Regions from separate parts of the Homo sapiens genome. Here region 1 is linked to region 2. Evidence: read pairs that join two places in POLR2A ChIA-PET (ENCODE). Cell type or tissue: MCF 10A. All regions are shown on one strand.

The links. ChIA-PET counts read pairs that join two places held together with the same protein. Peaks named below come from ENCODE experiments on the same cell type or tissue, not always from the same donor. Only the 100,000 strongest peaks of a DNase experiment are listed, where the experiment ranks them.
Region 1: POLR2A ChIA-PET joins it to region 2 with 6 read pairs; 3 of 35 experiments call an interaction of 5 or more read pairs at or near these places.

The regions. Positions count from the first base shown.
Region 1 is chr4:1,993,790-2,001,789 of GRCh38, reverse strand. All of the region lies in intron 1 of NELFA (negative elongation factor complex member A), which reads left to right. Among named protein-coding and RNA genes, the nearest start is that of NELFA, 11 kb to the left of the region's middle. RefSeq lists an enhancer at 3,271-3,770. In MCF 10A, no CTCF peak of the experiment used is centred here; no DNase peak of the experiment used is centred here.
Region 2 is chr4:1,935,415-1,943,414 of GRCh38, reverse strand. NSD2 (nuclear receptor binding SET domain protein 2) reads right to left here. Exons shown (of 22, transcript NM_001042424.3): 8 at 4,883-4,964; 9 at 3,637-3,761. Among named protein-coding and RNA genes, the nearest start is that of MIR943, 47 kb to the left of the region's middle. In MCF 10A, no CTCF peak of the experiment used is centred here; DNase peaks (open chromatin) are centred at 3,074, 3,544 and 5,204.

The DNA.
Region 1 (8,000 bases), 58 kb before region 2:
CTGGGATTACAGGCTTGTGCCACCACGCCCGGCTAATTTGTGTATTTTTAGTAGAGATGGGGTTTAACCACGTTGGCCAGGCTGGTCTCAAACTCCTGACCTCAGGTAATCTGCCTGCCTCAGCCTCCCAAAGTGCTGGGATTACAGGCGTGAGCCACTGCACCCGGCCCCTCTCTTATTTTCTTCAACAGTGGTTTGTAGTTCTCTTTGAAGAGGTCCTTCACATCCCTTGTTAGCTGTATTCCTAGGTATTTTATTCTCTAGTGATTTTGAATGGGAGTTCATTCATGATTTGGCTCTCTGCTTGCCTATTAAAATCACATTGATTTTGTATTCTCGGACTTTGCTGAAGTTGCTTATCAGTTCAACAAGTTTTTGGGCTGAGTTGATGGGGTTTTCTAAATATAAAATCATGTCATCTGCAAACAGAGACAACTTGACTTCCTCTCTTCCTATTTGAATACTCTTTATTTCTTTCTCTTGCCTAATTGCCCTGGCCAGAACTTCCAATACTATGTTGAATAGGAGTGGTGAGAGAGGACATCCTTATTATCTTGTACCAGTTTTCAAAGAGAATGCTTCCAGCTTTTGCCCATTCAATATGGTATTCGCTGTGGGTTTGTCTTAAATAACTCTTAATATTTTGAGATACGTTCCATTAATACCTAGCTTATTGAGAGTTTTTAACATGCAGGGATGTTGAATTTTATCAAAGGCCTTTTCTGCATCTGTTGAGATGATCATGTGGTTTTTGTCTTTGGTTCTGTTTATGTGATAGATTATGCTTGTTGATTTGCGTATGTTGAACCAGCCTTGCATCCCAGGGATGAAGCCACTTGATCGTGGTGGATAAGCTTTTTGATGTGCTGCTGGATTCGGTTTGCCAGTATTTTATTGAGGATTTTCACATTGATGTTCATCAGGGATGTTGGCCTGAAGTTTTCTTTTTTGTTGTCTCTTCCCAGTTTTGGTATCAGGATGATGTTGGCCTCATAAAATGAGTTAGGGAGGAGTCCCTCCTTTTCAATTGTTTGGAATAGTTTCAGAAGGAATGGTGCCAGCTCCTCTTTGTATTTCTGGTGGAATTCAGCTGTGAGTCCGTCTGGTCCTGGGCTTCTTTTGGTTGGTAGGTTGTTACTGCCTCATTTTCAGAGCTTGTTATTGGTCTAGTCAGGGATTCGACTTCTTCCTGGTTTAGTCTTGGGAGGGTGTATGCACCCAGGAATTTATCCATTTCTTCTAGATTTTCTAGTTTATTTGTGTAGAGGTGTTTATAGTATTCTCTGATGGTAGTTTGTATTTCTGTGGGGTCAGTTGTGATAGCATCTTTATTATTATCATTATTATTATTTGGTGTCTATTTGATTCTTCTCTCTCTTCTTTATTAGTCTAGCTAGCATTCTGTCTATTTTGTTAATTTTTTCACAAAACCAGCTCCTGGATTTGTTGATATTTTTTGGGGGGGAGGGTTTTTCGTGTCTCTATGTCCTTTAATTCTTGTCTGATCTTAGTTATTTCTTGTTTTCTGTTAGCTTTGGGGTTAGTTTGCTCTCTTGCCTCTCTGGGTCTTTTAATTGTGATGTTAATTACATCTCTGGGTCTTTTAATTGAGATCTTTCTAGCTTTCTGATATGGGCATTTAATGCTATAAATTTCCCTCTTAACACTGCTTTAGCTGTGTCCCAGAGATTCTGCTACATTGTCTCTTTGTTCTCATTGGTTTCAAAGAAATTCTTGATTTCTGCCTTAATTTCATTATTTGTCCAGGAGTCATTCAGGAGCAGGTTGTTCAATTTCCATGAAATTGTGTGGTTTTGAGTGAGTTTCTTAATCTTGAGTTCTAATTTGCACTGTGGTCTGAGAGACTGTTATGATTTCAGTTCTTTTGCATTTGCTGACTTCCAGTTAATTACATGGTCGATTTTAGAGTAAGTGCCACGTAGCACTGAGAAGAATGTATATTCTGTTGATTTGAGGTAGAGAGTTCTGTAGATGTCTACTAGGTCCACTTGATCCAGAGTTGAGTTCAAATCCTGAATATCCTTGTTAGTTTTCTGTCTCGTTGATCTAATATTGACAGTGGGGTGTTAAAGTCTCCCCCTATTATTGTGTGGGAGTCTAAGTCTCGTTGTAGGTCTGTAGGAACTTGTTTTATGAATCTGGGTGCTCCTGTATTGGGTGCATATATATTTAGGATAGTTAGCTCTTGTCGAATTGTTCCCTTTACCATTGTGTAATACCCTTCTTGTCTTCTTTGATCTTTGTTGGTTTAAAGTCTGTTTTGTCAGAAACTAGGATTGCAACCCCTGTCTTTTTGTTTGCTTTCCATTTGCTTGAAGTTTCCTCCATCCCGTTATTCTGAGCCTGTGTGTGTCTTTGCGTGTAAGATGAGTCTTCTGCATACAGCACACCAATGGGTCTTGACTCCTTATCCAATTTGCCAGTCTGTGTCTTTTAATTGGGGCATTCAGCCCATTTACATTGAAGGTTAATATTGTTATGTGTGAATTCGGTCCTGTAATCATGATGGTATCTGGTTATTTTGCACACTAGATGCAGTTTCTTTGTAATGTCATTGGTCTCTATATTTTGGTGTGTTTTTTCAGTGGCTCGTACTGGTTTTTCTTTCCATATTTAGTGCTTCTTTCCAGAGTTCTTCCGGGGCGGGGCTGGTGGTAACAAAATCCCTCAGCATTTGCTTGTCTGAAAAAGATTTTATTTCTCCTTCACTTATGAAGCTTAGTTTGGCTGGATATTAAATTCTGGGTTGAAAATTCTTTTCTTTAAGAATGTTGAATATTGGCCCCCAAACTCTTCTGGCTTGTAGAGTTTCTGCAGAGGTCTGCCATTAGTTAGTCTGATGGGCTTCCCTTTGTAGGTGACCTGGCCTTTCTCTCTGGCTGCTCTGAACAGTTTTTCCTTCATTTCGACCTTGGAGAATTTGATGATTATGTGTCTTGGGGTTGATCTTCTCATGGAGTGTCTTAGTGGGGTTCTCTGTATTTCCCAAATTTGCATGTTGGCCTGTCTCTAGGTTGAGGAAGTTCTGGATAATATCCTTAAGTGTGTTTTCCAGCTTGTTTCCATTCTCCCCGTCTCCTTCTGGTACTCCAGTCAGTAGTAGGTTTGGTCTTTTTATGAAATCCCGTGTTTTTTGGAGGCTTTGTTCGTTCCTTTTCATTCTTTTCTCTCTATTGTTGTCTGCATGTCTTATTTCAGTAAGGTGGTGTTCAAACTCTGATATCCTTTGTTCCGCTTTGTGGATTCGGCTGTTAATACTTGCGGATGACTCATGAGGTTCTGGTGCTGTGTTTTTCAGCTTCATCAGGTCATTTATGTTCCTCTCTAAACCGGTTATTCTAGTTAGCAATTCCTCTGACCTTTTATCAAGGTTCTTAGCTTCTTTGCATTGGGATAGAACATGCTCCTTTAGTTCATCATTGTTTTTTTTTTTATTACCCATCTTCTGAAGCCTACTTCTGTCAGCTCGTCCATCCAATCCTCCGTCTAGTTCTGCGCCCTTTTTGGAGAGACATTGTGATCATTTGGAGGAGAAGAGGCACTCTGGCCTTTGGGGTTTTCAGCATTTTTTCGTTGATTCTTTCTCATCTTCGTGAGTTTGTCTAGTTTCAGTCTTTGAGGCTGCTGACCCTTGGATGGGGGCTTTTGTTGTGGTTGTTGTTGTTGTTGTTGATGCTGTTGTCGTTTTCTGCTCGTTTGTTTTCCTTGCCGTAGTCATGTCCCTCTTCTGTAGGGCTGCTGCAGTTTGCTGGGGGTTCACTTCAGGCCATATTCATCTGATTCACTCCCATGCCTGGAGGTGTCACTAAAGGAGGCTGCAGAACAGCAAAGATGGGTGCCTGCTCCTTCTTCTGGGACCTCTGATCTCGAGGGGCACCAACCTGATGCCAGTAGGGTCACTGCTGTATAGGGTGTCTGACAACCCCTGTTGGAGGGTCTCACCTAGTTGGGTGACATAGGGAGCAGGACCCATTTAATGAAGCACTTTGTCCCATGATGGAGGGAGTGTGCTTCAGTGGGGGGAAACCACTTGTCTGGGCTGCCCAGGTTATTCTATATTTAACATTTTGAGAAATTGCCAAACTATTTTCCATAGTGGCTACACCATCTTACTTTCTCCATAGTGATTTTCGAGTGTTCAGTCTCTCACATCCTTGCCAACATTTGTTATCTTTTTGATATAGCGATCCTAGTGGGTGTGAGCACAAAGGAACTTTAAATTTTATCAAATGCTTAAATATCTATTGACATGTAATTCACCACATTAACAAAATAGCTTTAATTATAAACCAACCTTGCATTCCTGCGGTAAACCTAAATTGGTCATTTTATGTTGTTAGATTATATCATCCTGATGTTTTGTATAGGAATTTTGTACTATATCTTTGTTCTTGGGTGAGATTGACCTGTAGTTTTACTTACCCAGACTGTCTTTGTTGGATTTTGGTATTGGGGTTATGCTACCCTTAAAAAAGGATTTGTAATGTATCTGGTCTTTTCTTTTTCTTTGGAAAGTTTGTTTACTAATGGAGTGATTTCTTCCTAAATATTTGGTAGAACTTGGTAATGAAGCCTTCTGGACCTGAAATTTACTTTGTGGGAGGATTTTTCAGTATTGATTTTTGTTTTTATGGGTTTTGTTTTTTTTGTTTGTTTTAATGCATAGTGTCACTGTCACTCAGGCTGGAGTGGCAGTGATGTGATCATAACTCACTGTAACCTTAAACTCCTAAGCTCAAGTGATCTCCTGCCTCACCTTCCTGAGCAGCTAAGACTGCAGGCATGCACCACCATACCTGCCTACTTTTCTTTTTTTTTAAATTTTTTGTAGAGAGAGTGTCTCAAATACCCTTCTGTCATCGAGGCTGGAGTGCAATGGTGCAATCTTGGCTCACTGCAACCTCCACCTTCCAGACTCAAGTGATTATCGTGCCTCAGCCTTCTGAGTAGCTGGGATCACAGGCGTGTGCCACCATTCCCGGCTAATTTTTGTATTTTTAGTAGAGACAGGTTTTTGCCACGTTGGCCAGTCTGGTCTCAAGCTCCTGACCTCAAGTGATCCACATGCCTTGGTTGACCAAATTGCTGGGATTACAGGCATGAGCCAATATGACCAGCTCAAACATCTTCTTTTTAAATGTCAGAAGCATGTATAGTGATTATTTCTTATTTTTTCCCCCTTGATCCATCTCACCAGATGTTTGTTGATTTTATAAGAATTTTCAAACTACCAGCTTCTGGCTTTGTTGAACTTGGATTTCTGTTTCACTAATTTTCTTTCTCCTGTCTTTGTACTTACTTTGTTGCTCTTTTTCTAAGTTTTAAAGATGGATGCCAATCTCAGGCTTCTTTTCGTGTGTGTATGTGCGTATGTCCATAAATTCTCTTCTAATTACAGTGTAAGCCGCATCCCACAAGTTTTGATAGTCACAGAACTGTATCGTCACACTATTTTTTAATTTCAGTAAGTTCTTCACTGATCCCTGTGTAATTTAGAAATGTTTCATAATTTCCCTACATTGGAGGGGAAGATAGTTTTGTTTTTATTATTAATTTCTAGCTGTATTGAGCTCTTGTCAGAGAATATGGTTTATTTTAGTCGTTTGAAATTTAAGATCTGCTTAATGGCAAAATGTATGGTCAGTTTTTGTAAATGTTGCCAGTAAGCTTGCGAATCATATGTACTCTAGTTTTGAAATCCATTGCTCAGTGGATGTTCATTAGGCCAATTTGTATAATCATGTTGTACAAATCTATTCTATTCTTAACTGTTTTTTGTTTTAAAGGTGTGGGGTCTTACTATGTTGCCCGGGCTGGACTCAAATTCCTCAGCCTCCCAAGTATCTAGAACTACAGGCACGTGCAGCTTGGTTTAAAAAAAAAAAAAAAAATCAGTGAGAAGAGGATTTGTTGATCTCCCCGTTAGGATTATGGGTTTGTCTGTTCCTCCTTCTCAGCTTATGCTGTATATATTTTGGGGCTGTGTTATTAGGTGCATCCAAGTGTATAGTTGTTATAGTTACCATGTGAGCTCAACCTTGGATCTTTACATAGAGATTCTCTGTATTTAGTAATGTTTTGTTCTTAAAATCTGCTTCCATCTAACATTAATATAAATGTACCAGCTTTATTTTATATGTATGTTTCTTGGACTTTGTCTTTATGTATTACAAGAAATTGTGATAAAGACCTCATTTAACTGGATTGTGAAAGGACTAGGCCATTCTGGGTCATTTACTTTTCTGAAAAATATTTTTATTTTCTTGGTATTTAAAAAAAGGTTTATAAGACATTCTAATTTATCTTAGTTTTCTTCCTTCATTTATTTAGGGGTCTGGTATCTTAGGGATATCATTCTGAAAATTAAACTTTTCTACATAGGACCATAGATACAGGGTGACTAGATGACTGGGCTGGATGTGTTCCACAGTGTATCAGTCAGGGTTCTCCAGAGAAACAGAACCAAGAGGGTATATAGACACATACATGCACACACACCAGGAGAGCCAGTGATGTAAGCCCTGAGACTCAAGACCCAGGAAGAGCTGATGTTTCAGCCAGAGTCTGAAGGCTGGAAAAGACCAATCTTCCAGCTCAAACAGGCAGGAGTTCCCCTTACTCAGCATTTTTGTTCTGCTTTGGTTTTCAGTTGATTGGATGAGACCCACTCAGCAGTAGGGAGGGCCCTCGCCTCACTCAGTACAATTCAGATGTTAGTCTTATGTAGAAACATCCTCACAGACACACCTGGAATCATGAGGGACTAACTGTCCAGGTGCCCCATGGCCCAGTCAAGTTGACACATAAGGTTAACCTTATGCATGGCATCTGCTACAACTTGTGTTTCTGAATGAAATTCTACAACCAGTTCACTGGTTTTGTAATGTGTCTTTTTATTTTTAATTTTTTTTTTTTTTTTTGAGACGGAGTCTCACTCTGTTGCCCAGGCTGGGGCACGCAATCTCGGCTCACTGCAAGCTCCACCTCCCGGGTTCACGCCATTCTCCTGCCTCAGCCTCCCAAGTAGCTGGGACTACAGGTGCCCACCACCACGCCCGCCTAATTTTTTGTATTTTTAGTAGAGGCAGGGTTTCACTGTGTTAGCCAGGATGGTCTCAATCTCCTGACCTTGTGATCCGCCCACCTCAGCCTCCCAAAATGCTAGGATTACAGGTGTGAGCCACCATGCCCGGCTTTTTTTTTTTTGACAGACTCTTGCTCTGTTGCCCAGGCTGGAGTACAGTGGCGCCATCTTGGCTCACCAGAATCTCTGCCTCCCAAGTTCAAGCAATTCTCCTGCCTCACCTTCCCCAGTAGCTGGGATTACAGGAGTGCACCACCATGCCTGGCTAATTTTTGTATTTTCAGTAGAGATGGGGTTTCGCCATGTTGGACAGGCTGATCTCGAACTCCTGACCTCAAGTGATCCACCCGCCCTAGCCTCCCAGAGTGCTGGGATTACAGACGTGAGCCACCGTGCCCAGCCAATTTTTAATTTTTTTAAGAAATGAAATCTTGCTCTGTTGCTCAGGCTGGAGTGGAGTAGTGCCATCTTTGTTCACTGCAGCCTTGAACCCCTGGGCTCAAGTGATCCTCCTGCCTCAGCCTCCCGAGTAGCTGGAACCACAGGCGTGAGCCACTATACCCGGCCCTATTCCTCTGAAAAGCTTAGTAAACAGCAGTTCTTTATACCAGGGAAGAGGAAGAGACATTTTAATGATGTGATAGTTTATTCAGTGAAGAGTACAGAAATGAGTTAGGGCCCCTGCTCTCTAAGAATTACAGACCTTACAAGGTAGGCCTGGGCCGGGCGTGGTGGTGGCGCCTGGATTCCCAGCACTGTGGGAGCATGAGGCAGGAGAATCGCTGGACCTGGGAAGGCGGAGGTTGCAGTGAGCCGAGATCCTGCCATTGCACTCCAGCCCGGGCGACGACAACAGCGAGACTCTGTCTCAAAAAAAAAAAAAAAAAAAGGCCCA
Region 2 (8,000 bases):
ATAACCATTATTACTGTCACAACAGGAAACCACGGAGTCCTGGCCAGGCACCCTAAGCATCTTACATGCGTTACATTACTTAATGGTTTACAACAAAATATTAGTCAGAAACGTTCATTAAAGATAAAACACAGCCAAAGAATCTGCCGGGAATTAACTGTGGGCTACTCGCATGGTACTGTGAATAGCACACCTTCTGCTTTTATGAGCTGAAGGGCAAGTAAGCCTTTTCCTTACCATGCAAAAATGCGGACACCTGGGGCAGGACACCAGGCTGCTCCCCGACATTAAGACAATGAAACATGAGGGCTGATGCTCTATAGAAGCAACTGATGCAGAGGTTGGTGTACATAACCTGATTACAGTATCCCCTTGGTCCGGGGCCTTGGATCAAAAGGGTTAAATGGTTCACAATAATACTGTAAATGGTATTTTTTTCTAAAAATTTACTGTATCTAGTGTCATAATAAAACTGTTTAGTAAAAAAGGATAGAATCAAAACTCTTCCTGCCTCTTATGTTGGAAATTAGTGTAGTATCTACAATACTGAATATATCTCACTGGCAATGAGAACAGCTGATGAGGACTCCTCCTAACGTGTGCTGTTAGTTTGTTTCTGAGGGTAGCGACGCTGATATTTTCCACAAAAGTCCAGTAAGTTACAAACTAGAGGAGAAGCAACTCTAACAGGGCCACCCCTTCCGTGCAAAGCCCTGCTGCAGCTCTGGACAGCCCCCAACTAAAGGGACTGCCTTTCAACTTGAAATCTACATTGACCACTGGAATATGAACGTGTTTCTATTATGAGATGAATGTGACGGATTAAATGGCCTTGATTAGTTATCTTACCTTGGTCTTAAAATTTGTTATCTGTTTTCTTCATTGTATGTGTTTATTAATACCAGTAAAAACAGATTATCACACATCTTCCATAAAATGATTGTGATAGAAATGTCACTGAGTGTGTACGATGATACGCCACCTGCAGCAGCATCCTGGAATATTACATCATTCTAAGTGCAGTACAGAGCAGCTGGGTTCAAATCCAACTTGACTGGTGTGGGCTCCCACAAAAGCTGTTACCAGTGAAGGCGAAAAAAATAAGAATTTGCTCTACTAAAGGAATAAAAAATGAAGTTACAAAACACTTAAATCACATTAATTCCTTCACAGGCCTTTGTCATGCAAGTGTGTAATTTTAATTTATTCTCTTCCTCAGGGTGATGTAGTACCATGTAATAATTATTCCAATAAAAATTTTTATTTATCACATATACCTTTTTCAAGAAGAATTTAAACTACAACATGACCTAAAGTGTTCTGAAATACCAACCCTATAAAAGTACCTTATTTCAAACAAATGTGATGAAAGGGAGGAAATACAAACATGCAAAGGGGGTGTGACCCAATGGGTGTGTGTCAGTGTGGACCTCAAACAGCAATTCTCATGGTCACCTAACTCATATCAGAATCGGGCCCAGCAGTCAACAGGCTGTTTTTTATAACACTACACTTTGCCTCATATGCTAACAGGCATTCAGCATTGGAAACATCACAAACATTTACTGTAGTTCAGTCGCGTTAATATATAATAGACAAGTTTATTTGTTCACCTAAAGTAGTTTTAACAGCATAATTCTATAAAAATGAACACTAATGGAAGATTTATCTAAGCCATACAAAAGTAGTTTAATGGAAAAGACCCAGTAATTTAAACGTTTTCATATAAGGAACATGATGCACACTATGGGATCTATGCATCACCTTCAAAATGTAGGAAGGTGTATTAATTTCACATATTTAATGTATTATATAAATGTATTTAACAACCTATCAACTTCTGACATTCTGAAGAATTAAAATTTAAGTCTAATGATGATAAAATGCTTCATCTATGTCTTCTCAAGGTCAGGACAACTGCCTAGGCCAGGGAGACTGAGCTCCCCTGACTCATGGGCAGGCCTCGACCCCGCTACACTGGCCTCATGCATTACTCTAAATCAAAGCCTTCGATATACATGACTTAGGATCAGGAATAACAGAGAAGATCTCAGCAGGCTCCATGTTCTCTCTACTGTACCTGACAACAGTATAAGCAACAACTCAAGTGAATAACCGGACCAAAATTATGATAACAGAAAAACTCATTAAAAGCTCTTTAAAGCAAAAATCTCAACTTAAGTGAAAAATGTTTAATATTCTTCTTTGGAACTGTAAATGACCTTTCATTTAATTTTCTAAGATTTTAACCTGAACTTGGACAAGAAAGAAAGGAAAAAGGAAAAATAATTTGTATAAAATTTGCCTTTTCATATTTCAGTAAGCTCCTAGATGTTTCAGTAAATAATTCTTACTGCCTTTTCTCCAGTGTGTCCAAACATCACAAAATGCTTAATTATCTACACGTATCAAACTGTAAAGCAGCCCCAGTCCCACCATCCGTGAACAGGTCTCGACCACCACTGAGTTGGTTTGAGTCCCTGCAGAAAATCCCACTCGGAGGAGTGGTCGCTGAGGATTCAGAGTGGCAAGCCGCAGAGCTCTATGAGCCCCGCCCAGGTTGCCTAGGTCCCTGACCTTCCTGCACTGGAAGGCCTACACTCCTCTAATGAGTGGAAACAACTGAGGCACACCCCATCCTTCCTGGGGACCATGGCAGAGACCTGGCCAGAAGTGCCGCCTTCTGACTCAGCAAGAGTAAGGGGCCTGTCCAACCCTTGCCTCACTACCCTGTTCCAAAAGGGCCCCCAGTTATCATCTCCTCATAAACATGACAAAAACAGGACCCATGTCTACAATGAGAAAAACAGCATCACGGAGAACCAAATAACAAGAAATTAAAACTCCAAAGCTCTATGAAGGTAATCCCTAAAAATCAGGAAACCAAAACTACCTCCGAACAAAAAAGTGTCACACCTACGTTCTGTGGCTATTTGTTGTTTTTGGCAACGGCAAAAAATTTAGGTTTGATAATAAAGTCTAAGTGTCATGTTACAATGATGGCAGGCAGCAGCCCCAAATGGCTTTATTTTGCTATCATGTACTCTGCAAGTCCAGAACACAGGAGTCATATTACAATGGTAGTTCTGACTCACCTCAACACTCAAGTAACTAAAAATGTGCCAGAATTTAAAGGACCAAAGCCATGAAATGCATGAGAACAAAGAAATCTTTGGCTTCCTCCATGAGCCTAGGTCTGGAAGCAACAGGAATCAGGTGTGGTGTGTGAGTCGCCTTCCACCCCACCCAGTATATGTCAGCTCAACTGACACTGTGCCCTTTCAGAACCAACGCAGACTTACTTCCATGTGAACTCTTACAGTGTGAGGGCTACACAGAACACAACATTCTTCAGACAGATTTTAAGAACTATGAAACTGCATCAAGACTGAAGTATATCTGTACATGTACACAGACACTGTGTGCGTGTGTATAAAAAGTGCTCAAATAAACTAACATAGTGCACTGTTTGTCCATTTCATGAATCTGAGTTAGCCAAGAGGCCCTAAAACATCTGCACTGGCAGTGAGCACCAATGCTGCGCTTATGAAGTCTGAGCATTACTCACACTGCAGCGTGGGCAGCTAAATGGCCTTCATACCAATGCCATGGTTATCGTTATTATTATTATTTTACCTCATTCTCAGTTAAGGATGCAGAAGGAGATGAACTTTTGCTAAACCCAAGAGCTGAAGATGCTGCCGTGGAAGCCCGATTTCGCTTCTTCAGTGGTTTACATGCATCAGACAGATTTTTCGTTGCTGTAAAATAATTTTGGTTTGTAAAGTTTCAAATCATAAACCCTTGATCTTTTTACTGCTTAAAAATTACCCCTCAAATAAGTGAAGTTCTAAAGATGAATCTTCTGAATTCCTTTGTCCTTCTGGCTTAACTTTCTATCATGGAAAAATCTGAACATAAACAAAAGCAGACAAACTGTACAATGAACCCCATGTCCTCGCTACTTGGCCCCCAAAAACATCAACCTGGGGCCAGCGTGGCTCTATCCATACCTGGTTCCACGTCCCCCTGCCAGATTATTCTGAAGCAAATCCCAGACATATCATTTCATCCATAAGAAGTTTAGCACAAATCTCTAAACATAAAGTCTTACATATAACCACAATGCTACTCCCACACTTAAAAGTAACAATGCTCTTATATCATCAGCTAGCGTTCAAATGTCCAATTGCTCATGTCTTTTTTTTTTTTTAAAGTCTGTTTAACTGATTTTTAAAAGCCAGTCAAGCACCTCATGCAAAACAAGAAAAACAGAGCCATTGCCACTCTCCTCCCCAGGGTTTTGTTTTCCTTTTAATTAAGAGTTGGAGAAGGTATGACTTCTTCAATAAGGGATCAAACAGGTATTTCAAAAAGATAACTAAAAGGTAAAAGGAAGTGTAATTTCCCCTCTTATTTTTTTGACAATTATTTTTCATAAAGGTTTTAAGCTAGTTTCTTTAGCATGTGAAATATAAATAACGAGCCCTTACTGTTAGCTTACATGCAGAGGGTCAGGGTACTGAAGGGTGACAGAATTTACAGTAGCAACTGGCACCATCAAGTAAGAAACCTGAAAACTTCTGGTTGAAATCACTTTTCTAGTAAAATTTTAAATTGCAAATAATAGAGCCAAGTAAAAAGTAACTTCAATAAAATTTAGCCAAACCCTTCAAAATAACATACACATTAAAACAGTTTAGTTTTCAACCACAGGAGAACCTCCTTTCCTTCTTTTTCACTCCTAGCTTAATTGTGGATTCCTCCCCTGCCCTGTTCCCCTTCACCAGCCCCAGCCTTCCCCTTTCACACTCTCAGCCCACCCACCCAGCCCAGCCTGGGCACCCAGAAGCCAAGAAGGAAAGGGCGCTGACCACATTACCTGCCTGGCTCTTGAGCGAGGAGGCTGCCTCCATGGCCTTGTAAGAGCTTGTTCTGGCCGTTTTGTCAGTGATTGTGTCTCTCTATTATTTAAAAAAAAAAAAAAAAAAAAAAAAAGAAAGAAAAAAAAAAGAAAAGAAAAAAAGGAAAAAAAAAGAAAAAGAACAACAAAAGGAAAAGAAAGGAAAAAAAATCTCCTCATGTGAATGAACACAGGTTGCTGAAAAGTTTCGTGGCAGAAACTTCTTCCTTTGGAAATGTGTTCCACACATAAGTCATCCATGGTTGCCCAATCTCAGACTTTTTTCACAATCTGGACTGATTCTTTCTTCGCACCTCCCGCTCTCGCATCTGTCAGGAGGGCGAGGTGGGTGGGGCCACGCCAAGACCCGCTGCAGTCATGTGGTTAAGACACCTGATACGAGTCTTATTGAACATGCACCTAGACTCTCCACTGAACCCAAAGCAGAGGATGAACATGAGAAAAATGGATCCTTCCATTCAAGAGGTGCCCAATCAAGTTAGACTCAGCCCTGCTAAGTCAGGACCAACATTACTAGTATCACTATACTGAGGATTTCCAATTTTTAGACAAACACCAGATACACCTAATGAACAAAGATCATCAGTAAAACATGTCACAACTGAGAAAAGCAAGAAATGGGAGAAGGGATCATGAAGCTTTTCTCAAGGGCTGAGATTCTGAAAGGTGTGGCTGAAAACTGTCCTGTCCCCATAGCACTAGAGCAGCGCTGCCCAGGGAATGACTTGCCACTCCTGCACTCATACTCCATCTCACCCACCTGCCTGGAACCAGAGCCAGTGAGACAGGATGCGGTGAGGTGGAATCCAGAGGATCATGGACAAGGCGACAGGAGAATGCACTTGGGACAGTGCCTAGCATGTCAGAAGTGCTCAGTGCACATTGGGTGTCATATGTGGTTTGGCTCAGGTTTATAAAACCCAAATCTGAAGAGACAAGACACCATTACTTCTTTTTATCATGTGCTATCTCCTGAGATAGGAGCTAATAAAACATTACTAGCCACTTAATGTGAATTTTGGTATTCTGAGTGTCTAGGGTCATGTATTTTTTAGGTATAACATTTACACAAATATTTCAAAACAACCAGTTTCAGTATGATTGCCAGCAAAGGGCTGCTTTAATAGAAGGTAACCTGGCCAGCCGCAGTGGCTCACACCTGTAATCCCAGCACTTTGGGAGGTGGAGGTGGGCGGATCACTTGAGGTCAGGAGTTTGAGACCAGCCTGGCCAACATGGTGAAACCCCATCTCTACTAAAAATACAAAAAAATTAGCTGGACATGGTGGCACGCACCTGTAATCCCAGCTACTCGGGAGTCTGAGGCAGGAGAATCACTTGAATCGAGGAGGCGGAGGTTGCAGTGAGTGAAGATTGCACCACTGCACTCCAGCCTGGGTGACGAAGTGAGACTCCCTCTCAAAAAAAAAAAAAATTAGGTGACCAGAGCAAATGTTAAGTGCAGGCTTCCTGGTAACTACAAACCTTAGTGACTACAGGTGAATCTGACCTAGCTTACTGCTGAACACTTGATCACTCAACAACCTCACCTATGGCAGGTGCCCCAGAAGAATGTTCTGTGGGCCAGAAAAATGGCGCAGGGCCTGCCTGCTCCTCTCAACTACAAATACAAGTTTAAAGAAATAAGGTAAATGATATGGTGTCCACATATTTACACCTTAGCAATATGTGAGATGTATTTTCCATTCTTTGAAATAAAAAGAGCATTTTAACTCAGATCAGTGAAAAACAGGATGAAGCTTTACTCAAAATCACAAATATACAACTACTCTGTCAGAACTTTTTTTTTTTTTTTTTTTTTTGAGATGGAGTCTCCTTCTGTCACCCAGGCTGGAGTGCAGTGGCGCAATCTCAGCTCACTGCAACCTCCGCCTCCCAGGTTCAAGTGATTCTCCTGCCTCATCCCGAGTAGCTGAGATTACAGGCATGCACCACCACACCCGACTAATTTTTGTATTATTAGTAGAGATGGGGTTTCACCATGTTGGCCAGACTGGTCTTGATCTCCTGACCTCAGGTGATCCACCTGCCTCAGCCTCCCAAAGTGCTGGGATTACAGGTGTGAGCTACCACACCCGGCCAGAACTATTATCGAATAAAATAGAAATTCAAACAAAGTACAAAGTCTAATTAAAGTCTCAGTTCATGAAAAAGTTAACCGGACATCTGAGACAGTTGAAATGAATGGCACCACTTCATACACTAGGAAAAGGGCTCACGTCTTCTACATGCATGGGCACCATACGCTAGACAGAATAACCCGGTGTTTCCTTGGTTGGTTTCACTCCCCTGCAGGTACCAGGCAAACTCTGTCCCTGGACACATGCTGGCAGTAAGCGAGGAGCACAAGGACCCGGGGCTGGCTTTGTATCTATGCTGCACTTTTCCTGCACAGCCTGTTTAGTATTCCCATTCAGTAAACAATAACATGAATTACTAATAAACTAAATAAAATCTAGGTTCATTGCCTTTAATGAACTGTTGACTTTTTATTGACATGTAACACATATCTCTAATGGACTTTGATGCCAGTTCATTACTTACATCCTGAATAATAAGCCCTATAGAGAGGTTATGGTGTTTGGGGGTTTTTTTGTTTGTTTTTTTTTGAGACAGAATCTTGCTGTGTCGCCCAGGCTGGAGTGCAGTGGCATGATCTCAGCTCACAGCAACCTCTGCCTGTCAGGTTCAAGCAATTCTCCTGCCTCAGCCTCTTGAGTAGCTGGGATTACAGGTGCACGCCACCATGCCCAGCTAATTTTTTGTATTTTTAGTAGAGACGGGGTATTACCATCTTGGCCAGGCTGGTCTCGAACTCCTGACCTCAAGCAATCCACCTGCCTCGGCCTCCCAAAGTGCTGGGATTAGAGACGTAAGCCACCACACCCGGCCAAAGAGGTTATTTTTAGTGACAATTTTGTCCAATCTAAAAAACAAGTATTACTCAAAGCATTTGGATGTCTGTTTTCTTGCAGAGCAACACACCATCGGTTTCTGTGATAACACCCCTGGAGGGTAAGAACCTGCAAGCAGCCTTTCTCAATGGGGTTCTGTA